Regions from separate parts of the Mus musculus genome. Here all the other regions are linked to region 6. Evidence: chromatin loops called from intact Hi-C (ENCODE). Cell type or tissue: left cerebral cortex. All regions are shown on one strand. Region 1 overlaps Cadm1 (cell adhesion molecule 1). Region 2 has its middle 11 kb from the start of Gm39331. Region 3 holds the start of Gm39331 (a long non-coding RNA gene). Region 4 has its middle 77 kb from the start of Gm31816. Region 5 overlaps Gm31698 (a long non-coding RNA gene). Region 6 holds the start of Cadm1 (cell adhesion molecule 1). Region 7 holds the start of Gm31816 (a long non-coding RNA gene).

The links. A loop is a pair of places that touch in the nucleus more often than their neighbours do. Peaks named below come from ENCODE experiments on the same cell type or tissue, not always from the same donor. Only the 100,000 strongest peaks of a DNase experiment are listed, where the experiment ranks them.
Region 1: a loop joins it to region 6, with 4 times the contacts of the local background. A loop is called at or near these places in 5 of 42 quality-filtered maps.
Region 2: a loop joins it to region 6, with 4 times the contacts of the local background. A loop is called at or near these places in 3 of 42 quality-filtered maps.
Region 3: a loop joins it to region 6, with 4 times the contacts of the local background. A loop is called at or near these places in 3 of 42 quality-filtered maps.
Region 4: it touches region 6 in a loop (5-fold over the local background); 3 of 42 quality-filtered maps call a loop at or near these places.
Region 5: it touches region 6 in a loop (2.7-fold over the local background); 2 of 42 quality-filtered maps call a loop at or near these places.
Region 7: it touches region 6 in a loop (2.0-fold over the local background); 2 of 42 quality-filtered maps call a loop at or near these places.

What each region holds. Positions count from the first base shown.
Region 1 is chr9:47,583,136-47,587,135 of GRCm38, reverse strand. The region is part of intron 1 of Cadm1 (cell adhesion molecule 1); the gene reads right to left. Among named protein-coding and RNA genes, the nearest start is that of Cadm1, 55 kb to the right of the region's middle. In left cerebral cortex, no CTCF peak of the experiment used is centred here; DNase peaks (open chromatin) are centred at 85 and 1,704.
Region 2 is chr9:46,964,133-46,968,132 of GRCm38, reverse strand. No RefSeq gene overlaps it. Among named protein-coding and RNA genes, the nearest start is that of Gm39331, 11 kb to the right of the region's middle. In left cerebral cortex, no CTCF peak of the experiment used is centred here; a DNase peak (open chromatin) is centred at 1,941; H3K27ac peaks cover 762 bases.
Region 3 is chr9:46,953,076-46,957,075 of GRCm38, reverse strand. It overlaps Gm39331 (a long non-coding RNA gene), which reads right to left and starts at 1,446. Exons shown (of 3, transcript XR_870715.1): 1 at 1,174-1,446; 2 at 221-343. In left cerebral cortex, no CTCF peak of the experiment used is centred here; DNase peaks (open chromatin) are centred at 559 and 1,716; H3K27ac peaks cover 981 bases.
Region 4 is chr9:47,443,184-47,447,183 of GRCm38, reverse strand. No RefSeq gene overlaps it. Among named protein-coding and RNA genes, the nearest start is that of Gm31816, 77 kb to the right of the region's middle. In left cerebral cortex, no CTCF peak of the experiment used is centred here; a DNase peak (open chromatin) is centred at 1,569.
Region 5 is chr9:47,124,079-47,128,078 of GRCm38, reverse strand. All of the region lies in intron 5 of Gm31698 (a long non-coding RNA gene), which reads left to right. Among named protein-coding and RNA genes, the nearest start is that of Gm31698, 58 kb to the left of the region's middle. In left cerebral cortex, a CTCF peak has its summit at 1,637; a DNase peak (open chromatin) is centred at 2,377.
Region 6 is chr9:47,527,960-47,531,959 of GRCm38, reverse strand. Cadm1 (cell adhesion molecule 1) reads right to left here and starts at 1,608. Exons shown (of 11, transcript NM_207675.2): 1 at 1,455-1,608. The coding sequence starts at 1,587. In left cerebral cortex, CTCF peaks have their summits at 379, 1,773 (motif pointing left) and 2,244; DNase peaks (open chromatin) are centred at 778, 1,686, 2,152, 3,342 and 1 more place; H3K4me3 peaks cover 2,538 bases; H3K27ac peaks cover 2,705 bases.
Region 7 is chr9:47,365,332-47,369,331 of GRCm38, reverse strand. It overlaps Gm31816 (a long non-coding RNA gene), which reads left to right and starts at 1,088. Exons shown (of 5, transcript XR_001779164.1): 1 at 1,088-1,120. In left cerebral cortex, a CTCF peak has its summit at 1,966 (motif pointing right); a DNase peak (open chromatin) is centred at 534; H3K4me3 peaks cover 875 bases.

The sequences.
Region 1 (4,000 bases), 55 kb before region 6:
AACCATTTTCATTTTGCAATTCTAAGATGAAATCACAGAAATCCCAGACAAGAACAGCTGGTGCAAGAAAGTGAGGCGTAAGGAAGACTCAAGAGAAGAAAGGACAAGAATGGGATTCGTCCCAAGAGCACAGAATCAACATGCCCCTACTGTAAGCGTGCCAGCTTAATTCCTGGGGCAGGAGTATAAAACGCCATGATGCGCAGTGTCATGTCTTACCTTATGACGCGCCAACCATGGAATCAAACTACAGCAAATATACAGCTCATTTTGAATGTGTAAAGTTTCCATCTTCAACATCCTGATTGTAAATCAGGGTATTCTACCCCCGGAAAAAGAGCCACTCCCTTAGACATGATCCTGTGTCGTCTATACTTTAGTCTGTCTCAAAATCTTCCCTAATTATCAAATTTACAAGGAGCAGAAAACAAGGTAGGGGTGGAGGGGGGTCTTATTAACTTTCCTGCAGACACCTTGTTCGATTTAAGACCTAACTTCCATTTTAAAACACCCCAGAAAAGATATTGCAAGGCACCAGCAGGACCCCAGCATAAAGCAAGGCTCCTCATTAAAAGCTGGAATGGAACCTGCCAGGTATGCCTGCGGGGATGTGTGACAATAGCAGTTCATACCACATGCCTTTTCCGACCTAGATTAAATTACTGACAAAATGGACAGACTACCCAAAACTGTGAGCAATACACTCTGCCAATGAAAATAATGACTGCGCTTGCTATGGCACACAGGCTTTCGGCTCAGCTTGTCAGCATTGTCTGTCAACTAAGGGGCTCAATGGTCTTTCCAGCCAACCCTTTGGCTGCCAAAACCAATAAGCTACCTTCATTTCTTAAGCCCCCTTGGGGCTTTGAATTACTCTCCATTTTGGACTTAAGGTCAGTCTGGTGAAACAGTTTTCCCCCTGAAAGAGTCATAATCAGACGCAGCCCCTTTCTATACCACCAACCTACTTAAAACTCAGAGGAAGAAAACTCAGGAATGTGTACGCTGCCCCGCTGGGTCCTGCACATTTGCATTCTGAAAAGGTGTGCCTACTGCTTAGGGTAGCAAGGTGCATTTCCTTACAATGCCATCTCACAGTGTTCTCCGTGTTTTATAAGAAAACATGGATTCTGCTAAGCCAGTGTGTGACAGCAATATTTTAAAGCAGCTTAACTTTACGGTTTTGCCCATTCTAGTGAGTTTAACAGCCTCATTATGTTATAGGCAACCGCAATCACGTACATGCGCACAACCACATGTGCCTGAAAGTATAAGTTTTGCTGGATTTTATTTTTCATTGTTCATGCAAGTTCATGACAAATCTCTTCACGGCAAGTGAAACTCCTCCAGAAAAACAGCAAGCTTTGTCATTTATATTTTCATTCACATATTCAATTCGTTTACTTACAGAATAAATCCCCACTATTACCAACTATGGAGGAAAAAAGTCCCCTTTCACCACATTCTGTGTCTTTCTACACAACGTGAGGATTGGGCAGACTCACTGGATTTGTCCAAGCAAGTTCAACCACTAACCTGAGGTCTTTTGCCCTAGGGAAGAGCCTGACAGATGACAGTTTCGAAAAATAACTTTCAGCCTCCAATGGAAGGTACTGACAGGAGCGCCATTCTTATAAAATACTGGTCCCCAGAGGCCCGTCTTTCTGTCAGTTTCCTTCTGCTGGCATCCCAACTTGGGTTTCCAGGCACAGTGCCTCTAACTTATCTTTCCACCTCCAGGCCTCCCACAATCCTTAACTTCATTCACAGCTTTTCTGCCTGGTTCTAAACCGAACATTCACCCTTATAATATGGTGGGGGGACTCCAGCTAAATGAGCCTTCGGTTCTGATGTGATCTTTCCAGTTATTGAATGTTTCATTGAATTTTCCACTATGCAACTTCAAATGCAGGAAGCGGCCAATTCATTTTGTTAACTGTTGTGCAGTATAGATAGCCCGCTCCATAACTATGCACTTTGATTTGGTACATGAGGAGATGTAGTTTTCATTACATCCCTTATCCTCCTAATGACATTTCCAAACAGGATTTTAAGAACTGTGAAGCAGAAATAAAATTATGCTGAAGCTCCAAACTGATCACGTGGACTGGAAAACGGCATCAGAGCCAGTGAGTGTGAATGGGATCCAAGGCTAGCACAGTTCGAGTTCAGAAACAGTCCTCAAATAACGAGCATCTTTCTGATGCCCCTTACATTCCCAATCACAACTGAGACTCTATGAAAGAACACAGACTAGTGTGGGCTCCTGACCCCAGCCCCAGAGCCTTTATCCTACACCCAGGCTTCAACACACCTTTGATGTAACTCCTTCCTTTTCAATAATCAATCAGGGCTAACATTTTGGTTATCTGGGTTTACACAAAAAAACCTAAAGGAGCCATGAAATTGCTTCTGTGAAGCACACCCTGCACTGACTTTTAAATAGCTTTCAGAATCGTCTAGAAATGAAACTACTGCTATCGTACCCTTTGTCTTCTCCACTCCCATACTGGAGCAATTCTCCAGACTGAGAAGGAAAAGAGGTACCTGACTTCCATAGTGTGCTGACAATTACAGCCCACTGTCATCTTGGTTGTATTAATTACCTGCCTTCCCTATGTTATTAGGCCCTGAAAGAAGCCACACACACGGTCACTTATTTCGAATGACACTGCTTAACTGAGGCAAAGGATGTCATTTATTTCAGAGTTTTGCCCTGTTTATCAAAGTATATAAATATCTAGCAAAATGCCAGTGTTTTCTCGCTGTGGCCTTTCGGAGATGCCAATCTCTTGGACAACAGATTAATCCTCCCTCTCTATTACCCTGAACTTGATGAGGGATCACAATACAGGAGGTACAAGGCAGAAAGATTTACTGGGTGGCCAGGACCAGGGCCTGAAGCAGGATGAGACCTTCAAAGGAGCAGCAGCAACTGTGTTTGTGATAGATAATACTCTTTTTATTCAAATATCCAAGCTGGCCACTTACAGGCAGAGACTACTTACTGCCTTCATCTAAGACAGGAGAACTCCTGACGTGGAAATGCAGGAAACTCCACCCTTGATCATTTCAGCCTAGGAGAAGGTTCCTAGCAAGGCTGCCCTTCTTTCCTAAACTACAGGGAGTCAGAGGACTCAATGTGTATAAAAGACTGTCACATAAATTAGGATTGTAGTCAGGAAACGGGGAAGAGAGAATCCCCCAGGCTGGAGAGATGGCTCAGCAGTTAAGAGTACTCACTGCTCTTGCAGGAGATCCAGGTTCAGCTCCTGGCAGCCACAGGAGGACTCAACCACTTATAACCTCGTGCCAAAGGACCCAATACCCTTTTAACCTCCAAAGGTTCCTGCAGGCATGTGGTACACATGTGTACACCCAGACACACACACAAACACTATCAACCAACTAACTAATCAATATATATATATATATATATATATATATATATATATATATATATATATATGTGTGTATATATATATATATATATATTTTTTTTTTTTTTTGCGGGAGAACCAGCTCTCCCCAGAGAGTCAAGAGTCTGCAGGAGGCATCCACCAACTAAAATGCTCTCAAACTTCCAAGAAGAAAACCTGAAGAAAGCCAGGAAGCCAATCCAACACTACAGGTGTGCTACTCATGCCTGCGATCCCATCATTACATGGGAGGTAGAGACAGGAGGGTCATAAGTTCAAGGTCAACCTCAGATAAGAAGGTCGAGAGGCCAGTCAGAGCTACAAAATCCCTGTCCCCAAATTGATTTATTGATTAGTCAATTAAGAGTAAAAGACTTGAAACTAACTGTGGCTGCTGTTTAAAAAACAAACAAAAAAACAAAAAAGAAAGGACATATAATTCAAGCAAACGACATTAACTTTCTTAACTATGTTAGTTCCTTGCTTAAAATTAAAATTTGGATGTGGGAATCAAATGACACAGGAAATAAAGTGGGGGTAAGGGAATCGCTGGTTCTTGACCAGGCAACCTGGGGTTTCCC
Region 2 (4,000 bases), 560 kb after region 6:
GTGATGCAATTATCAAGAGATGACCCAGGAAACCTAGGAGTCCCTGTGGTCCTGGCCACACCAAGTCGCACCCTTCTGACTTGTTTCTCAAGTACAAAGCTTTTCTGTAGTGCCCAATTTTGTTCCTTGAAACCACTGCAGTGACACACCGAGATGCTACAATTCAAAGGAGCCCATGACCACTGTAAAGTACCGGAAAGCCACCAAACTTCCTGATCTTCAGGAACGTTCTCTGAAAGCACACACCTGCCACTCCACTGCAGGCTTCCCAAATGACTGTCGGATTTTGCCCACCTCTGCAGAGAGAGATGGCAACGTCCACCTGCTTTGCCTTCTGCTGACCTGACTTTGACCCAGGGCATCTGGTTCATGTTCAAAGATAAATTAGCCTGTTGTTCAACATTTTCCATAATGTCCATCCAATTCAATTAGTTAATAGAATTATGAAATGTCAGGCTGGATGGGTAGAGATAACTCAATGTAACCCATCATTTTTAAAAAATAAGGAAGCCATGCTGAGAAAGGAAAAGCACACAGTAATTCTCTGTGCAGATGCTCTTGGGTTTGGAGGCTCTGGGCTCAGAGGTCTTGGCTAGAAAAGCTTTAATTCATTGAATGCCTGCTGTAGTGGGAGCCCTGTGGTGGTTTGAATGAGAATGGCCCCACAGGCCCCTAGATTTTATTCCCAGCTGGTGGGTTGTTTAGGAAGGATTAGGAGGCATGGCCTTGTTGGAGGAGGTATGTCACTTGGGATAGGCTCTGAGGTTTCAAAAGCTCCCCCCCACACCCCGAGTGCGCCCCCCCCCCCCCGCCTCCTGTCTTTGGATCCAAATATAAGCTCTCAGCTACTTCTCCAATATCATGCCTATCTTCCTGATGCCATGCTCCCAGCCATGATGATCATGCACTAGCCCTCTGAAACTGTAGGCACGGTCCCAACTTAATGCTTTCTCCTCTAAGCTGCCTTGGCCATAGTGTCTCTTCACAGCAATAGAATAGTAACGAAGACAGGCCCTCTCCATAAGGTACTCACAATCTAGGAAGAAGAGTGTTGGGCAGAGTCTGGAAAGACCATCTTATCTTAAAGGAGCTAACTGCCTGGGGAGAGAAGCCAGGGAGCATTGATGGTCATTACCCAAAGTGGGAAATGTCAGCATGACCCCTCTCTAATCTATGTCACCCTGAACCTAAAGCTGGGTGATAGTGCAGCTTGGACTAGAAAAAAATACCAAGGTAAACCATGGCTTCAGGCTCCGTTTACCCTGCCTTTGTACAATCCCAAAGCCTGTGAGCAAGGCTCACCTCGGCCCGACTTTACCCAGCCTTCCAACCCTTTCAGGGTAAACTCTGCTTCTTTCAGCTTCCTCCTCACTCACCCAACACAAATCAGACAGGGGGCTAAAAGGAGGTAGGTTAGATTGCATGAAGCCCAAGGCATCCTGGGCTGGGCTCTATTTCCCGAGGTTTCCTCCCTCTATCCCATTACCCTCAGCCTGGGCTGGTGGGCTCAGCTGTCATGAAATGAGTATCACCCATCTCTGTATGGGCTTATTCCCATTAATCCTGACAGTCCAACTCTAAGCTGGACCAGGAGCTCATACGAAGGGTAAGCAGGAAGGGAGACTCTCGGCAGAGCTCTGTAGTTTGCCAGAAGCCTTCTGATCTAGAGTTACCCTCCAGAGGCACCTAGATTTCTGGAGGGTGGAAGTGTAAGGGTCAGAATACCCTTCGAGGTTCCCCTCAGAATGTAGAGGGAGTGGAGATCTCACCCCATGAGCTAAGAGGAAAAGAAGCCTGGGGTGGATAGGATGAGGTTTGGGCTTCAGGAAGGGGTGTCATGGAGATGGGGATTTAAAAATAAACAGGAGCTAGCAGTCTCTTTAGCCATAACCATGGTAACGGACACCGCTGGAATCATAGCCTGCACAGGGACCATTCCCGAGGCTCCAGAAATGTATGCGGGGTTACATCATTTTCCACTCCTCTTTGTTGGTGTCACTATTGTTGTTTTAAATTCTCCAGGGCTGTGAACACAGCAAACTCAAACACAGGGAACACCATGCAAATGAGTCCCTACATCCTCAGCCTCAAACCCAAGCCTCTTTGCTCGAGCTCCCTCTGAACACGTGCCCTGGAACCGCAGATGCACACTGGGCAATGGGCACCCACACCAACAAAGACACGCCCTGGGATGCCCAAATGTTCACACAAACAGAAACACACATGCAAATGTGTGTTTGTCTATACTCACGCACACATATACTGAAAGATACCTGCTCTTGTAGAAAGCAATAAGTCAAAGACTTGAACTTGGTGTATCGGTGCAGGCCCCATACATGTTTTTGTGATTGCACATGTTCACAGTTCCATCTGATAGCTAACACACGGGCACACTTGCACACAGCAAGTCTCTGGCTGTAGGTTTCATGGAGGTCTGCACACCTGATAGCACACACAGCCTTGGGAGCACACATGTGGTTGGCCTATGTCTTGATACTCTACCTGCTTAAGTATACACGTAACTGATGTCAGCATCTGCTCTCTCCAGGGTATGCAGTTGTCATGAGCAGATGCATGCTCACTGGAATCTCATTGTCTGTAGAGTCATTGTTTCAACTCAGCAAAGGCACATTGTCTAGAGGTACACTTTCCCTGATGTATACACACACATATATACACACACACACTCACAAATAAACACTGTCACACATACACACTCACACACACACTCTCTCAAACATACACACTCACACATACACACACAAATACACATAATCACACACACACATTCACACACTCTCACATACACACACACTCACAAATAAACACTGTCACACATACACACTCACACATACACACTCACACACACACTCTCAAACATACACACTCACACATACACACACAAATACACACAATCACACATACACACAAATACACACAATCACACATACGCACATTCACACACTCTCACATACACACACACTAACAAAAACATACACATGCTCATATACGTACTCTCTTACACGTACACATACTCTCTCTCACATACACACACATACACACACACTCACAAATACACACTGTCATGCATGCATACATACACACTCTCGCATACATATACACACAAATAGACGCTAACAAAAACATATACACTCTCATATACATACTCTCTCTCACACACATACACACACACAGTCACACAGTCACATATATGCACACACACTCACAAATACACAGTCACACATACACACTCACACACTCACAAACATGCACATTAACACACTCTCACATACACACACACACACACACACACATACACACACACTAACAAAAACATACACACTCTCATATACGAACTCTCTCTCACATGTACACACACATGCACATACTCTCACATACACACACTCACACACATACATAACACAAACACTAACAACAACATACATACATATATATTCTCTCTCTCCTCTCTCTCTCTCTCTCTCTCTCAACACACACACACACACACACACACACACACACACTCACACACACACACTAGCTCTCAGCACCAACTCCATTCAAGCACCCTAAGTCAAAGACTTTTCCACATCTCACACAAAACAGGGAGAAGGAAAATTGGCTCAGTCTGGAGGCCTTGGGTTCCTCAGCAGGCAACGTGGAGCAGAAATGGACTCCTAGAGCCAGTGGGTTTTTAAAAAATTGCATGAGACTCCCAAGGAGGCAGGAAAATCAAACCCTCGTCATTGAAAATCCCTACACAGCAGAAGCAGAAATCAACAGAGCTCCAAGAAAAGGCTGCCGCTCCCCCACTTCACCCTCCCTCCCCAGAAGAGAAGACAAACAGAAAACAAATCAAAAAACAAATCTAGATTGAAAGGAGCAATTGTCGAATGAATAGCTCTGGGCTTTCCTCTCACCCCGGGACACATGTTCCCTGACCGCAGGACAAGAATGAGAAGAGATTCCTGCAGGCAGTGGGCAGAGGGACAGCCTGCAT
Region 3 (4,000 bases), 570 kb after region 6:
GAGTTAATTGAGAATGGCATGGGCTTTTGAAACCTCAAAGCCCACCCCAGTGAAAAACCTCCTCCAATAAGACCACACTTTCTAATCCTTCCAAACCAGTTTCACTGACTAGAGACCAAGTATTCAAATATGTGAGCCTCTAGGGACCAGTCTTAAGCCACCACATCCCCTCCTCTTTGTTTTGGCTGTTGCTTCCCCTGTGTCTAGCTGGGACAATAACCTGGTATTCTCTGTCCCAGGCCAACTCTATCTCAGCATGGAAGTCATTTCTTCTAGGAAATTTTCCCCGGACGGCCATGTTAGTTCTGTGTTTCTCCTTCATACAATATAGAGTCTTGCATTTCTAGGGAAGGGAAATGGCGGTTGTTAAGGAAGGCAGTGTGAGTCCCTCACAATACCATTTATAGCCCATTTCAGAGCCCCAAGACCACTCGAGAGGCCTCTGGCTGAGTGTGGGTGCTCTGCCAACTGTCCACCAGCTGCCACTCTCTCCCAGCTCTTGGGGAGAAGCCACCTGAGTCTGCAGTGTTTTCTGGGTCACTGCCTGGCAGTTGGTAACAGTGGCCTGCCTTCCCCACGCTTGTCTCTCACTGCGTAAGCCCACAAACCTCCTCCTCATCACAGTGAGTCCGTTGCCATGGTGTGTGAGGCTCAGTGTGCTGCTGCGAACAGCAGAAACCAGGCTTCCAGGGCAGAAAGCTCTGGGCTGGGCTGTACCCGGGGATTCTAAGGCCTTTCTCCTTTGTGAGTCCTACAGTGGAGTAGCAACAGACCAGAGACAGGCCTTGTCCTTTACAAGACTGAGCCTGGGGACAACTTGGAAGCTGCCTTCCTTCTGCCCCCATCTACCATTTTCTTTGATGAGAGTTTCTGTTCCCTCACTGGAATAAGGCCACCATGACCTCAGCTGTCAATTGCCTGTGTCACCACCTCAGCTGCTTCTCTACCCACCCCTCGCTCTTTTGCAGCTGCTGGTTTTATAGCACTCACTGCTAAGGTGATTGTGGGTGTCCCCTTTGTTCCTGTGCCTGATGTCTAGAGTCTCCAAAGTCAGAGGAGAGCAGCAGCCCTGTGGGACTTGTGCCCACGGAGCTGGTCACCGTTCACTTGTCCCTGGCCAGCCCTGACCTCTTCTCCTTCATCTGCCCTTTGCTCTGACATCAGGAGGCCAACCTCAGACTCTTGTGCCTCCCAGGCTCTCATCAGGTATGGAGGTCTCACAGAGATCACAGACGGGCAGAAAAAATGGGAGGGTTCCTTAGTAGCAGAATCCTCACTTCCACAACCCCCTTCTCCGGAGTCCATCCTGTTCTTCTGTCTGTCCGTGTGTGTGTGTGTGTGTGTGTGTGTGTGTGTGTGTGTGTGTGTTTCCAGTCTCTGATCTTTACCATGCTTGGCTGGTTCCCCAGCTTGCTCACACCTCTGTGACTTGTCCCTGCATCACAACCCTTCATCTGCACTCTCTGAAGTGACAAATGCCTCCTGCTGAGACTCTGATAAAACTGTAGCCGCCGCCCCCCCCACCCCCCCCCCAGCACAACAAGTGTGGCTGAGAGAATGAGCAGGTGGCCAGCAGGCCTATGGTCCTCACATGCCCAGACTTGATGGCAGAAAGAAACTGTCAGAAGCAGAACACTCAAGGAAGGCTTGGGTGCCTCTGAATGGAATAGCCTCAAAATTTCTCCAGGGCCAAAAAAAAAAAACCCCTGTAAGTTTTAAAGGTTACAAGAAAATCCCAGAGCCTCTGCCAGTGGCCAGTACTTATGACTCATAACTCTGGCAGAAATAGCCTCAAATCCTTTTATTTTAGCTGTAACCCCCTCTTGTAGCTCTATTATTTTTCCCAGGAAATCACTACAGTACTATATAAGCACATAGGATGCTAACATGTTAGTGTCTTAAATGGGAATTGCAAAGAGCAGAGGATTTGTGTTTAAAAGCAAAGCAAAACAAAAACAAACAAACAGACAAACAAACAAACCTTGTTTCTGACACTATGTGGCAAGCAGCTTCAGGCAGCCTATTAAACCTGCTGAGTGTATTTGTGACGTTTGTAACATAGGGTGTTGGGAAGCATTGCCCAGCCTTCTTCCAGCACTGTGTTTGAAATGCAATAAAGACTGCATTTGATAGGAATGCATGCTGCACCCCCAAGTTAGCCAATACTCTGTCTTCTTCTGCATATTTAATCTTGGGATTGAAAAATCTCTTCATGTTCTCTTTTCCAAATGCTCTTGAAAGTAAGTCAAAATCCTCCAAAGACATCTGCCTGGTATTGCATATACGTTGTGCACGAAAGTGCGTGTGTATGGGGGGAAGAGGATATCTCAACTCGGCTCCTGGGACCATTAGGATGTGGGTGGCCCGCCAGGATGAGCCTGATGGACAAATAGTAACTAGATCTCATAAGGGGATGGCAGTCCTGCCGCCTGCTTGGCTGATTTGCAAAGGATGTAGGTCTATCCCATGTTGATAGCACAGAATGCCAACGCTCCACAGCCTTGACAGGAAACATAAATTCAAATTGTCTGTTGCTGGCTGTCAGGAAAAGCCTGGGTACAAGAAATAATATTCACGGAGGATTATCTGAAGGACACCTGGCCCATCTACTGCTACAGATATACTAGATTTTATCCCTGGATCAAGGCAGACAGTCAGAGCTATGCATCTAGACCAAGTGGTTTTGGCTTTTTGTAAAAGGAGATTTGCTGGATGTGTTTAGGCATACTGTTTTAAGTTTGCACTGAAGCAATGCTTGAAGGAAAATCTACGTGAGTTTAGCAGTTGCATTTAATGTAAGAAAGGTCTTTTTGTTAAATTGCCTAGTTGCCTGGTAGATCTCTATGTCGCATTCTGAAGCCTTCAGGAGAAAATTTTCCTTAGCTTCATCTCCTCCAAGGCAACAGGTATAACTCTTACCTAGGGACAATGCAAATTTTGTTACCGACGGCTTCCTCTTTGTCTTTGGTTGCTAGGAAGCTCAGGCTTTAAAGCATGAATTTCTCCATTTTGGCTTTTCTTAAGTCTTCTATTCTTACTCCTTGCCGGTTCCACTTTAACTGAAGCATCTTATGATACTGTGTTATCATTGCAAGCATTCTCAATTTCTTTCTCTTCCTGTGGAAAGGAAGAGACCAGTGGTTGAAAAGAAATGAAAGTCTACGCAATGCACCCAAGAACAAGATGAATGCATGCATCCTGCATCTTCTGAGAGATAAACACCTAAGTTAGTTCTGATTATCCCTTGATATTTGGCTGCAGGTTACTTAATGTTAAGGATATGGAACCATGACCAAAGCAACTTATAGACGAAAGAGTTTATCCGGGGCTTAGCATTCCAGAATCCATGCTCATCACCTTGGGAAGCATGGCAACAAACAAGCAAGCGTGATGCTGAAGTAATAGATGAGAGCTTACATCTGATCTTCAAGTTGGAGGCATAAGGTTGGGGGTAGAGCATGGGTTTTTGAAACCTCATAAGCTATCCCCAGTGACACACATCCTCCAACAAGGGCACACCTCTTAATCCTTCCCAAACAGTTCCAGGATCTGAGAACAAACATTCAAATACATGAGTCTATGGGGATCGTTCTGATTTAAAGCCCCACAGAGACTCCAAATATGGTATTCATCCATCTGACAAGCTCTTTAGTGCATGCCTGGTGATAGAAACACAGCTATCATTGCTACTGTTGCTCAAAGAAGCCTGTAAGCTTTTAGAACTCAGACAAACCAGCCAACAACAGCTCAGAAGGATGAGATATAATTTCATGGTGGTAGGAACAGACAGGCAGGGTCCCCTGCTATGAAAGGGCTCATCAAGTCTGGAGTTCAGGGAGGTCTCTCCAAAGAAGACATGCTCAAACTGGTGTCTGAAGAAGAACAAGGAGTTTGACAGAAAAGAAGAAGGCAGAACTGTCCCCAGGAGGAAAAACAACATGCACAAATGTCAAGAGATACAAAAATGACACTGAAGACTAGAAACAAGGTGATATTCTAT
Region 4 (4,000 bases), 85 kb after region 6:
CCTCGTTGAGGTCAGGAGATGGGACAGTTAACACACTCTTTTATTTTGTATCAACAAAGCTTTTCCTGGTCCCCCATTTCAGCTAAACCTCATCTATTACCTGACGGTCTAACCCAGGTTGAGGATTTGGCAAAGACTCAAGATAACGGCGCTGCCACAGTCTGCCCCCAACATACCCTTTTATTTTTCTTCATGCTTTTCCTTTGTTTATCGATATGTATGTGGAAGCCGGAGGTTGGTGCCAAGTGGCTTCACTGCTGATCTACCCAGCTGTTTTTCCCTGAGTGTTGAAGATCCAAACTCATGCTTGAGCAGTAAGCACTTTACCAACTGAGCCGGCTCCTAGCCAAGCATGCGTTCCGATTTTTGCTTTACACCCTTACAGGAGAGATCGCACATGTGTGCTTGTTGATCTCTCTTCTTGTGGTTTTAGTAGGAAATATTTGTTTCATATATCAGATTTATAAGCAGGGTCCGGGATGTTCAGGCACGATCCCGATGGCTTCCTGAATATGGCAGCCAAGGCGTGGTCAGTAACAGGGCAGATACATTTCCCAAAAAGATAAATTAACTTGTAGTGAGGCATGACAGCCAGCAACACTTTCCTGCTAGTATCTGACTATAAGGCTACTGACTGAGTGTGACAGAAAACTATAGGGACTGATAGAGCCAGAGAGAGGACAATATTCAGCGACTGTCACTATGAAGGAGGACCAGGGACCAAATTGTCTCTGTAGGTCCCTAAAGAAGACTATAGAAGAAACGGTAGCATCCCAAGGATTTGGAATCCTTAGGAAAAAATGATACCATTGGCATGCCTCAGTTCCCCCATCTTAAATCATGTTTCATGGGTAGGAATCTCATTTACAAATCTGGCCACAAGAAATTTTCTTTATGTCTTCCTAAATCCAATGCTTCAGTTCCTGTACCTCTGAGAACATGGGATGTGTAATCTCTGTCAAGGAGGCTTTTTCTCCTAGGGTTGTGGGAAGGTCCTGGGGTCTTATGTAATACCAAGGCATTTCAAAGTCTTTTATTCATTCTATTTATTCAATGATTTTTAAAGTTTTTAAAATTAATTTTTTTAAAAAATTATTTTATATGCATTGGTATTCTGCCTGCATGTGTGAGGGCGTCAGATTTTTTGGACAGAACTGGAATTGCAGACAGTTCTGAGCTGCCATGTGGGTGCTGGGAATTAAATCCGGGTCCACTGGAAGAACGGCCAGTTCTCTTAACAGCTGAGCCATTTCCCCAGCCTCAAATATCATTTTTTTATATCTGCTTAGTAGCTAAGTCTTAGCTCAACACTGCTGTAGACATAAAATTCATGAACAAAAGACTTAGTTTCTGGTCTCAAGAAGTTTGCAGTCTGCAGGGACTGGCTAGGAGTGGGAAGGGTGTTTACGGGGGCAGGCAAGAGATGGATAAACACATGAATCAACTAAGAAGCAGAGGAGGAGGAACCCAGGACAAGGTAAACATCTAAGGGTGTCACATCCTAGGAAGGGACAAACCTGTTCCCAGCTACAGGAGAGACAGATGAGTCAGACCACAGAGTTCCAAATGCCAGCTTAATGGCTAATCGAAGCTAGACTAGAGGATATGACTCAGAGCCCAGCAACAAGAGTTCTCCACGCCGAACCCCGAAATTAAGAAGATTTGCATATCTAGTCTTAGGAAGTGATGATCAGTCATGAGTCGCCCCCAAACTGTCACTGTTAAATCTCCTGCTTGGTCTATAGCGGCTGACTCCCACTCTCTGTGGTTTCCTAAAGACAAAGGGAAGAGCTAAACCACACCCCAGCATCTTCTGTCAGTTTGTCAATCACAGGAAAGGACAGGAGAGCATTCATTCCACAGAAGGAAGCCTCCTGATCTTTGTCCTGATCTCCCAACCATGAACAGACATTTACAGGACATTTGTTGATCTTAAAGATTTTCTGTTTGTCCTGAATTCCCCTCCCATGGCTCATGTGTTTTCCTTCTTTCCTCCCTCCCGCCTTTACTTTCTCTGGCCATGCTTGGGTTAGAACCCAAGGGCTTTGAGCAAGTACTGTACCCTGAGCCTCACAGGAGAGTATATCCCCAGCCCTTAGTCTCCCTTACTCCCTGTACCCTTTACAAACTCTTCTACTCTAGAAGGGTTTGAACTTAGTCATGTTCATATGACCAGAGTTCCTCTGATACAGCTTCAGACTTCTCTAATCACAGACAGCCACATTTGCCACCTCTGTGTGCCTGATGTTTTGTCTCGTTTGCTGGTGGAAAAGAAAGCTCTGCTGGTTGGAGGCAGGGTGAGGGTGGGGAGTAGAACTTTTCATACCTCCTGGGCACTGACTTGTCTGAGCCACTTCTCCTCCAGATCTGGAGTTTATCTTTCTTCCTCTGACATCCTCCCACCTCCACCCCCACCCCACCCCCACCCCCCTCACAGCCAGAGGGCACTCAGATGAGACAGCAACTGGTATTCAGGAAATAGCCTAGGTTTTTTGGACTTAATTATTTCAGTGGGCTTGTCTAGGGCATAGAGGACAAGGAGGTCATCTCACGAACAAATATCCAGGTCCCTGGGGGCCAGCCATGGGTGGCTTCCCAACACTGTGGCTGTACCCACCCATGCAGGATTCCAATCTTGGAAGGCCAGGAGGGAGAAAGTAATTGAGGGTTTCTCACAGGATTGATATTTGGGCCAGCTCATTCTTTATTCTGGGAGTACACAGAGCACTGAGGAATATTTAGCATGGAGCCTGGCCACTAGATGCCACAGCATCCTCCACACTTGTGGCAACCCAAAATTTCTAGAGTTGTTGCGAAATGTCCCCTATGGTTGGGGGTAAACACCCTCAGCACGGAGCCAGTGGTTTAGAGAGCTGCAGTGCCCATGTAATAAACAATGAGGCACATGCCTTCCTGGCTTGACATGATCTGAGTGCTAATCCACCTATCTGTTTTTATTCTGTGCTCTTCTTGTAGATGTGCATGTGTGTGTGTGCTGTTCTATTAAATCATATCTGTTCTAATGCCATTGATATCTCAGTGTTTGCTTATGCACAACTCTGTCTCCCCAAACATTAAGTGAACACAGAAGATAGGAGCTAGTTAACTGACTTCTGCCAAAAATACTCATGTATACATCATATCCACTTGTACATCATACACATACATCCTACACACGTATACATAATACATAGTCGTACATCACGTCCATCTATCCTACATACTTGTACATCACACACGTACATCCTAGCTACTTGCACATCATACACATATATCATACACACTCATATACATCATTTATACTCATACGTGGCACACATATGCTACACACATATATCTACACAGTACATATACACACATCACATATATATGTATTAGATATGTGCATCTATTACACACATATACACATATCATACATTTACATCAGCTCACACATATCACACAATGTGTTACATACATATATATCACATATATTTATTATGCACACATAAATTATATATCATATATCACACCATATATATATATCACATCACATAATATATCACACAGATGCATATATTTCATATACATCCATAGCCACATATTATACATATATATATACATCTCACATATATTTGGCATATACACATGTATATATATCACATATGTATACATTATACACACATACACCACACACATCATGCATATACATCCCATATACATCCTATACATACACACTCTGCATATCTTCAGAAGGACAGAACTCACATACTCCTTTGGGCATTAAGAGAGCACACATCTTTTTATGTTCAGATTCTTGCCCCCTCCTCTTGATTTGGAAGCAAGGACATGGATGGGGTTGTGCTTGAGGACCATGAGGGACTCTGGATGCTTAGGGAACAAAGTGATGAAGGAGATAGCAACAGGCAGTAAAAAGGTGTGGATGGAGCTGTCAGAGAAAGAAATGCCAGAAAAGCATCAAGACTCCATCTCATCCCAGTAAGAATGGCTGTTGTTAAGA
Region 5 (4,000 bases), 400 kb after region 6:
GCACTGCTTGAGGCTATAAAACTTTTAATATTGCAGAAGAAGACAGTTCAACGAATAGGTTAGCCACAATCGCTTAATCGCTTGGCAGCGCCCCAGCCTATCTTGGTGTGTATCAGAGCCAAGGCAACACAATGAGTCCCACACAAGCAACCCCTGGCTAATTTGGCTGAGAAGGCTGAGTGGGATGTTGCGAGGGGGCGTGGCTTGGAGCAGAAGCTGTCTTCTTTGCATTTGACTTTCTTACTGCTGAGATGCTGGGATCAGTTGAGAGGTACTGGCTTTGCCTTTGGCAGGGATTGGTATACACGGGCCATTGGTTCTTTAAGGTATAGCTTTTGTAGTTGGTATAGACGAACACCAAGGTCCTCGTGAAGGACGGAGATTTTTCTCCCTCTTTTTCTTCACACACACACACACACACACACACACACACACAATGGCACATGTGCAAACTCCAGCTCTGAGCTCCTACCTTATAAACAAACGTCAGATTCATCTAACTGGTTCAGTTTCCCTCTTTGAATCTTAGACCCGTTTGGTGCCAGGCTCTCATGTGCCATAAACACAATAGAAACATATGCCCCTGCAGCGATAAAACAGATCCGAAACGACATCCCTGCCGCCTGTTGGGTGGCAGCTGAAGTCAGACATCTTAATGTATAATATTATGGGAATTACCCACATTAAGATAAAATATCTGGATTTAAGTAACTGTCTTTTGCTCTGAATTAACTTGAAGACTGAACTCAGCAAACAAAGGCAGATGACTTGGGTGGGGCTCGGGAAGTTTCCTTCCCAGCCATTGCATCTCTGGTGGTGATGTCATGAAGGAGTTTCAATTGGATGTTTGCAGTTTTGCTATTTGGGGACAGGGAATCTGATTGAGTGCCTTTTTTCTAGATACCAAGGGAACCCAGGAGGCTGCCTATAGCCAAGATGTGTAGTTGTTTAGGAGAACAGTAGATGTTCAGTGCTGTGGGGATCTGTGTCATCCTCAAGGCTTAAGCATTCAGCAGAGAGGTCCCAGTACACAGGGAATGTTTTAAAAGTATTCTTTGAATGAGGAACATGGCGTCTGTTTACCTTATCCTTTCCTTTGGGCAATCATGTGTGTGTGTGTGTGGGGTAGGTGCGTGTGCAACCCATGCACCTGTACACACACACACACACACACACACACACACACACACACACACACACACGGATACCAGAGAAGGATGTTGGATATCATGTTCTATCTCCGTTCTGTCACTAACCTTGGAGCTCGCTTCAAAACTGGCAAGCCTCAGCAATCTTCTTGTCTCTGCCTCCTCAAAGAGTTATCCCAGCACTTGGGAGGCAGAGGCAGGCAGATTTCTGAGTTCAAGGCCAGCCTGGTCTACAGAGTGAGTTTCAGGATAGCCAGAGCTATACAGAGAAACCCTGTCTTGAAAAACAAAACAAAACAAACAAACAAACAAACAAACAAACGAGTTGGGATTATGAGATTGGTCAGTTACTACCAATCCTTTAGTGAATGCTGGAGATTTGAACTCAGATCCTCAAGCCTGCGTGGCAAGTGCTCATTGAGGCAACTCCTTATCCCTTTCTTAACCATTTTGTACCAGTACAAGCCTCTACTTCCCTCACCTGGTTGGAACCTGTACTGCAGTACCACCAGCATTAGTTATGTGGAGGCTACTTCTTTTAAAGGCAAGAACTAGTAGTGCCCACTGTGTTCTGAGTTGCTGAGAGTTCCCTTTGCAGGCCAGCATGCAGATCTGACTAGGTAGACTGAGATGTCTTTATTCACTGGTGCCAGGAGAGTCTCTGAGAGCCCTCTGCTGTGTAGGGAAGCATGCTGGAAATCCTGGGCTGCCACAGTGCCTTTGCTGCCCTGAGCTGTAGAGTAGACTTGGGGATCATCTCACTTATTGTGGATTTTGCTTTGTAACAAGTGGTTTGAGGCCCCTTTGTGACTTAGATTTACACGGGAAAGCCAGGTGAGTGCTTTCTATGACTTTACCCCTAGTGTTTAATCAGCCTCACGCATTCTACCAAACTCAGATGGCTCAGAAGAAAACAATACAAAACACCAACGTGGAGTTAAATTGTGGTGTCTCCAGAATGATCCAAACTAGATTTTCCTAGGATGGCCCAGTGCAGTGTGGTTTGAAGACAGAGCCTGACATTTCAGTCCTTTTAAAAGGTGCTCATTGGGTTTACAGAGAGCTTGGTATTTGTGAGGTAGTAGGGACTGGTGAGGGAGTGGATTGGAGAAAAGGAATAGAAGCTATTTCTGTCCTAGGGAGTTAGTGTGCAAACCATGGGCATGCACATGCCACTGTAGAATAAATTGTAAGTAAATGGCTCAGGCGTGAGACCAAAGAAGGAGAGAAGAGACAGATGGTGGATAGAGATTCCAGGAGTCATTGGAGACGAGCCAGTCATCGGGCAGGAGATGTGGGACACCTTAACATCAGGGCTGGGACAGTTGCCTATACTCATAAGAAACAAGTGGGAGACCCAAGAAAAGAATTTACCATAATGCATAGATCATAGGAACAATTTGTTGGCAAACTAAAGACTTTAGTGTGAAAGGCCAAGCTGAAAATGTTTTGGAAGTAAATAAAGGAAGATATCTTTGTGACTTGGAGTGAGGGAAAATTTCTGAAACAAAATACACAAGGCATTAATAATACATTAAAAACCTGATCATCTAACTACATCAAAATTAAGAATGTGTGTTCACCAAGTCATTGGCATAAAGGATGTGAAAAAGGCAGACCAAAGTTGGGCAGAAGCAGATCTGCAACACATAGGTACAATAAGCAGTGTCCAAAATACACAGAAGCGAGAAAAGCCAATAAGAAAAATGTGAGTGACATGGCAGTTGCAGATGGGGTGGAGGGAGAGATGGGAAAAGACATTCTGTGGTAAAGAGAGTGGGGATATGTAAATGGTCAAGATGTCATGGAAACTGGGCAGGTTGGGGACACCCAATAGGGAGAGGAGCTACAACACAGGCTCAGAAGCGTGTGACTCTATAGAAGGAAGTTAGATACAGAGACTAGCTAAAACACAAGCCTTTTGTTATCTCCTTCCAACATGGACCCAAATGGCCTCTAGCAAGTCACTGGGAGAAGGTAAGAGCATGAAATGATTAATTCATAGATATCACACAAAATCATGCCATTGAGTCTGACTCCAGCTTCCACATCTGGGGCACTTTTGCGTTAGGACTTCAACCCTCTAAGCACCACAGAGAGTGCGTATAAAATCTGCCTGGCAGGGCTGGGTTTGATTGGACTTGGCAGTCACCTCCATCTATCCAGCCCCTTCATCCTGTGACTCCTGCTGGGATCCCAGCCCCACGGGGTGACCTGTGATCGTCCCATGACAGCATAGTGGCTGACAAAGTGATCTCCCTCGGCTATAGCAGGCAACATCACTAGACACAAGCCTTTCTTCAAGAAAATTCTTCAAAGGGCCCCTTGCCTTGAAATGCTATGCGCTTCTTCTCTGGGCTCTTAAACAGAATAATTCATTAGTCAGTGAAGAACAATCAATATCACACTCCGACAATTTACACACTGACTCTGTTTACCCAGTGGACCCTCTCAGATAATATTATTTATGATCCTAAATAACTCCTTCGGCATTCAATAGAGCCAGGGTGCCCCAGAGACTAGGACACAACCAAATTATGAAGACATATGGTTTGCTCAGCCCTGAAAATGTCCAGACACATTTCACTGATGGGAGTCTCACATTGGTCCCTTCTCGGATCCTTTCTAAAACTTTCCTAATGGCTGCAGGAGGAAACTTCTCTCTCAAAGGAGACATTAAGGTACATCCAGGAAAGGGGGCTGCCAGGGCTTTTTTTTTTTTAACCATACCATGGTTATTTTAGGACTCTCCAAAGTTCAGGGCACTTGAAAGGGTTGTAGAAAGATTCTAGACTAATTAGCAATCAGGATGTTGATGGCTACAAACACATATGACTGGGTAGATGAGAAAA
Region 6 (4,000 bases):
CCCCCCAACAGCACGTCTCCTGCGGTGTTTACATAACTATGTGTCCTCTAGCGTGTAAACAAAAGACACAACCCAAGCAGAAAGGCGCCCCCGGAACCGCAGGCTGGCTGGCCCAGCGCTGCATCCTCCCGGGCTGGGGGCTCCGCAGGTGGGGGATGAGCTCGCAGCATCCTCCACCACTTGTTGCTCCCAGGTCCTGCAGCTCGGAGCTGCGAGGGGTTTTGCAGGCACAGAGCCCTAGCGCATCCCCTCGCGCAGAAGCCCTCTCGCCACCGCCCGGTGCAGCTCGGTCCCGCCGGTCGCCAGGAGGCAGCGGCAGGCGGTACAGCAGCACGGGGACACCGTGCGGCGGGCAAGAGCGGCGAGGTGGCGGGAAGGCGGTCGCAGCGCGGCCGGCCTCTCCGGTGGGGAAGAGCTCCGGCTCCCTTTTGTTAGCAAATGCAAACACTGCCCTCTTCTTTCGCGACCGCGCCAACGCGCCCCGCACCGGGGCAGCCACACGCGGGGCTCCTGCCAAGCGCTCGGCGTCTTCAGGGAAGGCGCGGCGCTCGCCGAGCCGCCGCCACCCGGGCAGATTCTCAAGACGGCCGGCCACGCGGGGAGCGCCCCGAGGCCCGCAGGGCGCACGCCGGGCCGCAGAGGCCGCGAACGCCCCCGCCACCACCTGCGGGCCGCTTGCCCGAAGGACGCGCAGCCGGGAAATCCCGGATCCCCACTCGCGGCAGAGGCCTCGGTGGCGCGGACAACCTGCGGGCTCCAAGAGCCCTCCTGCAGCGGCGGCGACGAGCGGCCGCCCCCGAGCCGGGAACTTTCCCTGCCTGGATTCCAGCCAAGCCGACCCGCAGCCTAGCGGAGGGGGCCGAGGGGCAGCGTTCGGCTGGAGGGAAACACGAGAGGCGTGCAGAGCTCTCGGGCGGGGGACCTGGCTGCAGAGCGCGGGCAAGCCGGGAAGAGGACACGACGGTGGGGATGTCCTGGGGACCCGCGAAGGAGAAAGCTTCGGGGAATGGAGAATCGATCGGGGGGGCGAGCTGGAACGGAGGGGGCGAAAGCTTAGCCCAGGGACACAGGAGGACCTGCAAGTTCCAGGGACGAGAGCGAGTTTCGGAGGGTCCGGAAGGTTCGGGGCGCCTCCGAGGGCTCCCCTTCCCCCCACGCGCTAGCCCCCGGCCCCGAGCCCACTCCACTCAGCACCCCGCGCTACGCCAGGAAGAAGAGGTGTGGGTGCAGCCATCCCTGAGGGCGCCCATCCGCAGCCGGCGGATAGGAGAGAAGGGGCGCCGACCCCTCGGCCCCTTCCATCGCAGCCCCGACTTTCCTTGCCACGCTCCCGCCGCTTTGGATTTAGGAAGTGGGGGAAGGTTGTCATGGAAACGTCCCCCCTTCCATAGCTACGGCTCCTGGGGGTGCCCGGGGGGGTTTTCGGGACCAATCCGCGGGTGCCCACAACCTACCTGTGGGGATCAGTGCCGCGGCCGAAAGGAGCAACAGCAGGAGCCGGAGCCGGAGCCCTGGAGGCGCCGCCGCCGCCGCCACAGCCGCTGCCGCCGCACACTGGGATCCGCTCGGCAGCACAGCACTCGCCATGTCGGGCACCTGCCTCAGACTGGCGGCGGTGGCTGCCTCCCGAGCCCGAGCGGACAGCTAATGAGATGCTAATGAGATGCGCTGGAGGCGGAGTCAGGAGCGACCAATCGTGGCACCTCGAGCCCAACCCGGCTCTCCGAGAACTAGCCCCCTCCCCCACCCCGCCCCCTGGCGCTAGCGTTCGGCCGCGCGCCCGCGCCACCTAGGGGCGGGGCCGAGGGGCGGGGCCTATGCAAATATGTTTACGTTAAAATTCGGCCTCGCTTCCCCGAAGGAGGAGAACCTGTACTGGCCCGCGTCCGGCTCGGTGGCTGGGGAGGGGGTTGCGGCTTCAGGAGGCGGGTCTCTCGCTTTCGTGCACCTTTACTAGGAACCTTTACGCCACTCGCCGCGGCGGACTCCTGGTCGGAGAGTCTGACCGCGAGATTCCTGGGCCGGGGCACTGCGTGGGCATCGGCCTATCGAAGTCATACGTTACAAAATTTCCTTTCCCTCACCTTGCACGAAGGAATAAGATCTTTGGGAAACCCGGGAGTGGAGAGTGCGAATGCAGGTCCCCGGATTGACAAAACAATCTGAGAGAAGTGCATGCGTGCTTTGCACGTCCGGCGGAGCAGGAGAGCCCGCTCAACAGCCTAGCGGCAGACTAGGGGATAGTTGGAAGACTGAAGCTGTGGAGTCGGGGTTCTGGGATTTTCAAGTGGATGTTTGGCTGTAGATTCTGGGGAAAGGTAAATCAAGGTGGGTGTGCTCAGGCTTCCCAGCTTGTTGGAAGTGTCCTTCCCATGTTTAGTAGATTATAGCATATAAGTAATATGGAATATTTAAGATTACACGCACACAAAAGCAAAAAAAAAAAAAATCTACCGGTCAGGGTCGTGGGGAAGGGAATGTAGGGAACCGAGGCAGTGATAGAGTCAGTCGAGTTCCTCTTCCAGGGCTCGGTTCAATTCCCTTCTCTCCTATGCTTCCAGTCCTTTCTAAGGCATCTAGAGACCAACAGGTCCTCACTTTAGTTGTGTCTCAGAGAGGTTCTCCCGCTGACGGGACTTGCATGCATCTCTGGACACACTTCCTCCCTCCCCGAAATTATCTTTGATTTCTTTTCAACAAGGCAGCCGGCTCTCTTGTTTGTCTGCCTTTTAATTACTTATTTTCTTTCCCTCTAGAAGACCGTGTGTGCTCTGACCCTCTGTTGCTCAAGCATCAAATTGAAGGACGAGCCGTATTAAGTGTAAAGGTTTATAATAATTTAAGTATTCATAGAATGCAGAACAATAAGATGTAGGAAATACAATTTGCATAATAAATATCAATATCACAACAGCTAAAACAAACCATGACAAATTATATGTGGCTAAATGACCAAGAGATTACTGAATGTAAATTGCTGAATCTGAACTATAGTCTAGAAGAGCTGTACCAAGCCCTCTGTCCTCATGTTGCAAATAAATTAAAAATAAATAAATAAATATCAAAAGGAAGTTAAGATCGGCCAACCCATCAAATGAGTTACACATTAAAGCAGCCTCATATTATCCATTATGCATAAACTAATTTTCGAAACTGCCCTGTCTCCACATCCCTGGATCTTCTGCTCTGTAATTACAGGCCCCAATGCACGAACTGCAAGCAGTCCTCCAGAAGTGGAGAAAGCTCCAGTAGGCAAATCACAGTATACGAGGCAGAAAACCAACACCATGTGACCGCCAGGATAATGCCCAGTCTGCAAAAGCCAGAAGTGAAACTACCTAGATTAGACGTGATACAAAGCAGATTTCTACCAAAATCAGAATGAAAAACTCAGAGACTGTTTATTCTGACAACAGGACAGGACGGACTGCAAAGTCAGATCCTATATGTCAGCCACAACAGTACAGAGCCGGACACTCAACAATATTCACTATTCTTTATAGTACTGCTACTATAAAGACCTTGAGCTGATATCAAGTTTATAGTTAACAAAGGACTATTGTGACCTTGAGTTCTTATCAAGAAATTCTTGTGCACAATCTTCTTTAGTCTCTGAAACTACCTTCAAAATTGATACTATTTATTTTCCCCATTTTTTTAAATATAGCATGGTTAGAAAAATTAAGCACCAGCCTTTTAAAAAAAATCACAATTTCTAATTGCAGACAGAGAGGCAGAGCCTTCACAACTAACCACGATGCTGCACTGTGCCTCAATAAATATGTGTTAAGTGAAGGAATACATTTCACATCATGATGCATGAATAATAAGCAAAGGAGAGCTGTATTTTTAACATAAGGTGAAAATATGCCAGCAACCCAGAAACGTTTTTTGAAAATAACAGGATTGCAGCAGACTCCTAAGGAAAAGCATTGCTCCTGAGGCTGAGGCTCCAAGAGAATCTAGCCAGGCCCGAGTCCTCCCACTCTCAGCACGCAGT
Region 7 (4,000 bases), 160 kb after region 6:
GGGTTACAGAATTCCCAAAACCTTCATGTGCTGCTCCATTCCCGCTAGCCCTGTCTATCTCACCCTGCCCTAGACAGTTGTCTCTCTGCTTTATGTCCTCAGCCCCTCACCTTGCTATCCCCCCCACCCTGCATTCTCAGCTCTGCCCCTCATCTCTGCCCCTCATCTCTGGTCTCTCCAGGTTTTGACAAGAAAGACCTGTCTCTTCTCTAAGAGCCACCCTGAGACTTCTATAAGTGGCCGGGAGGAGGGAAAGATCTCATTTATTTTTGGTACCAGAGATAATCAGATAATTGTGCAATTAGCAGTAATTTTATCCCTCCTGTAATTTTCCAACAAGAGCCCCCTTTAAAAAAAAAAATAAAAGGGATTTCTCCCTCCCCCACCATGTTGTTGTTTTGTCTGGAGTGTCACAAGAAATTTGGTGGGGCACTCCTGTGTGGTAGAGAGGGGGAAGGGAAAGATGCTGGAGACAGAACTCCTGTGGGAGAGGATCTGCCAAGCGGACAGCTCTGCCAGGCTCCTCCGCCAAGCTCAGGCGGTTTGAGGGAAATATGGGGGTGCAGGCTGCTCTAGCCTCCAGAGATCTGCTCCCTAGACTTTCCCCACCTCTTTCCCCTGGGCCAAAGGAGAAGGAGTCATGGCGGGAAGCACCAGAGGCTGAGAGGGTGGATCTGACTCCTTTTGGAGACCCAGTAGGAAAGTCCTCCCTGTCATCTGTTGTAGCCGGGGAGCAGGCGGCCACGTTCTGGGACCTAAGCTCATTCATTGCTCAGTTCCCCAGGTCCTGAATCCAGCCTCACATCCCACGCCACACAGGCTGTGGCACAAAAGGGACAAACACCCTCAAGACCTAGGCCAGATAATTATCAAGCAAATTCCCTTCAATTTCCTGCCTTCACCCCCACCCCCACCCTCGGGCACTGCCTGCTGCGCGTTCCCTGATTCGGCCCCGGCTGTGCAATCAACGCCAGGTAACCTGCGGGGCCCTGTAATTGCTCTGGAGTTGCCTGGGACTTTGCGAGGTAAGGGCGCGCTGCGCTTCTCGACCCGGTGCGCGCGCACGCGCCCCCCCCCCCCCCCCATCCAGGGCGGGAAGCATAGGACAGGAGGAAGCTGGGTAAGTTGGGGAACCAGGTGGAGATAGAGACCCGACTCCCAGACGCCAGATCGCTGCTCTGCCCTAATGGAGCTGGGGTGGAGAAAGCTCAGAGGTTGGCAAAAGGAGGGGAGCTTAGGTGATTTGAGTCGGGAAAAGGAGCCACCTTGCCCTGCCCAGGGGACAGGGGCCTTGGGGGCCATGGGATCTTCCTGTCCCTTCCCTCCGGTGCAACGTCGCTTCATTGATGAGCCTTGTCATCATCCTTCAAGTGTAATTTTTTTAAATTGCAAAAATCTTACAGAGCTATTAACCTCAAAAGAGTTTAACATATGGCAGCCCGAGTCTCCCTCTTACCCTAATTATAAGGCTTGCAGTAATGGGGCTGTCTTTTAAGTTACAGCTGCTGCGCTTTTGGCTTTCGCTAACATTACATCCTATTAAAGAGCTACATTAAATGCATGCAAATTGCCGGAGCCACCGCACTCTCCCGACCAATGAGGGGGACCGATTTCAGCCTAGGCGGCGATAGCAGGGTCAGACTCACCCTGCTGCGAGCACCATATGATCTATCAATCAAACTCCTCTCATTAATTAACTAATTCATTAAATATCTTTATATATGAAGGCCCGGCCAGGCGGAACATTGTGTTGACAGGGACGTCCCGTCAGCACTTAGCTCTGCGTTCTCCTCCTCTCCCTTCCGGCACTAAACACTTGGTGACTAAGAAAGGTCAACTTCGCAATGTGAGTGGGCAGGAGAGCACCTACTGTTTGGCTCTGTAGGGTGTCCCTCTTGGGTCTCCTCCCAGTGACTTCCATCTGTCTGGCTGCCTCCCAGTGCACCTGTCCTTTTGCTTCCACTCTTTTGGCAGCCCCTAGAGGGCAGGACTCTTTGATTCACCTTTACCCCAGAGTCTAGCACAGAACTAGGCCCAAGGCAGCTGTTTTATCCTCTAGCTCTTTAACACCTTGGTGACCTTTCTCCCATTGGCCTTCCGGAAGCCAACAACAAGACAATGTGGCCCTTTAGCAGATGATGGCATGCTCATGATTCTGGAGAAGGAACTGACAGGAAGATTGGGAGAGAAGAAATTGCAGGTTGTTGCTGAGGGTGGCACAGGCCTGTAACCCCAGCACTTAGGAGGTAGAGACGGGAAGATCTGCAGTTCAAAGCCAGCTGGGACTATAGGATTCTGTTAGAAACTAAAATACAGGTAGAGCTGGCCAACAGTGCAGCTCCAATACCCAAACTGAAGCAAACAAACTCTTAAGCCAAATGGAAAGAGGCTGGATCATTATATAAACAGTAGACATTTTAGAATGGATACTGTGTGTGTGTGTGTGTGTGTGTGTGTGTGTGTGTGAGAGAGAGAGAGAGAGAGAGAGAGAGAGATGTGGTTACTAGCAAATTTCTTTCATCATACACCTATCTTTGTATATGATGGTACAGATGGTTGTGCCATTTCGTTGGCAGGGACAACACCATATTCAGGTGTGTATGATGTGCTGAGCACTATCTATCATTCACATGACCTCATTTAATGGAGACAAACAACTGTGTGGGATGGTCACTTTTACTTCTAGGTAATACAAAATCAAACCAAACCAAACCAAACCAAACCCAAACAAACAAACAAACCTGAAGTTCACAGACAATCTCAAGTACAAGGTTGACGTAACAGAGCCAGAGGTCAGATTTGGGTTTAACGCCATCAGAACATAGAACAGTCTTGCTCATGAGGTCAGCTGGGTGGGTGGCTGTCTTAGTTGTTTTTCTGTTGCTGCGATAAAACACCATGGTCAAGGGAACTTATGGAAAGCAGAGTTTATTTGGACATCTGGTTCCAGAGGTTTAGAGACCACGATGCTAGAACAAAGGCGGGATCAGGAAGCTGAAAGCATACCTTTGAACCTCAAGCACGAAGCAGAGACAGAACCAGAAACGCAGGAAGCTTTAAAGGCTCAAAGCCTGCCCTGAGTGGCACACCTCTCCCAACAAAGCCACACTCACTAAGCGTCCTCAGACAGTGCCAGCAAGTGGGGACCAGGCATTCAAATACCTGAGACTATGAGGGACAGCTTATTGAAGGCACCACAGCAGTTGTTCATTGGCGCCCCTACTTTAACCATATAGTTGCCATTCTTTCTTTGGCAAGAGCTTGTACTAACACGGTCTTCTGGCTGGGCTGGTGGGCTTGGGAGTACGGAGCGCATAGCACCTGCTATCATTCTGGCTCTTGACTAGGTTTATAATTGCTTGGAATTACTTTCTATCTAGAATTCCCTGGATAGACAGCCAACTGCTGTCCCTTCTAGATGAGAGAGAGAGAGAGAGAGAGAGAGAGAGAGAGAGAGAGAGCGAGATCCTGTCAGTTGGATGAAGGAGTGGAAATGGGATAGGTAGCCCCCTAGGGCAGGTCCTGTAGAGCTTCCTTTACCATGCTGTAGCTCCTGTTGGACAGAACATTAAGTTGGAATGGAGGAGTCTCTGCAGAAGTTAGCCTTGGCTCCTGCTATTCAGTTCATGCAAGTGCCTCCTCTACCCAGTGAAGTGCAGTGTGCAGGCCGACATGCAGAGCCTAGGAATTCCTGGCAAAACACATGGCCAGATCCTCCCTGTAAATGTTGCTTCTCTTTCTCCCCCTCCGTGTCACTCTCTCTCCTTCCCTTCTGAGACTTGGGGCTAATGGACTTTGGCCGTTAGCACCTGTGATGTTGGGTACCAACCTCACCATGGGCCTCTATAGCTTCTTCTAGGCCCTTTGATTCCCAAGAATAGTTTTGGAATGGGGCGTGCTGTGATAATGGGGGTTAATGGTAACCCCGGCATCAATTTTCCCTCCCAGAAGAAAATTCTCCAGGCTTAGGCTGCACACACTGTAATAGTGAAAATGGCTC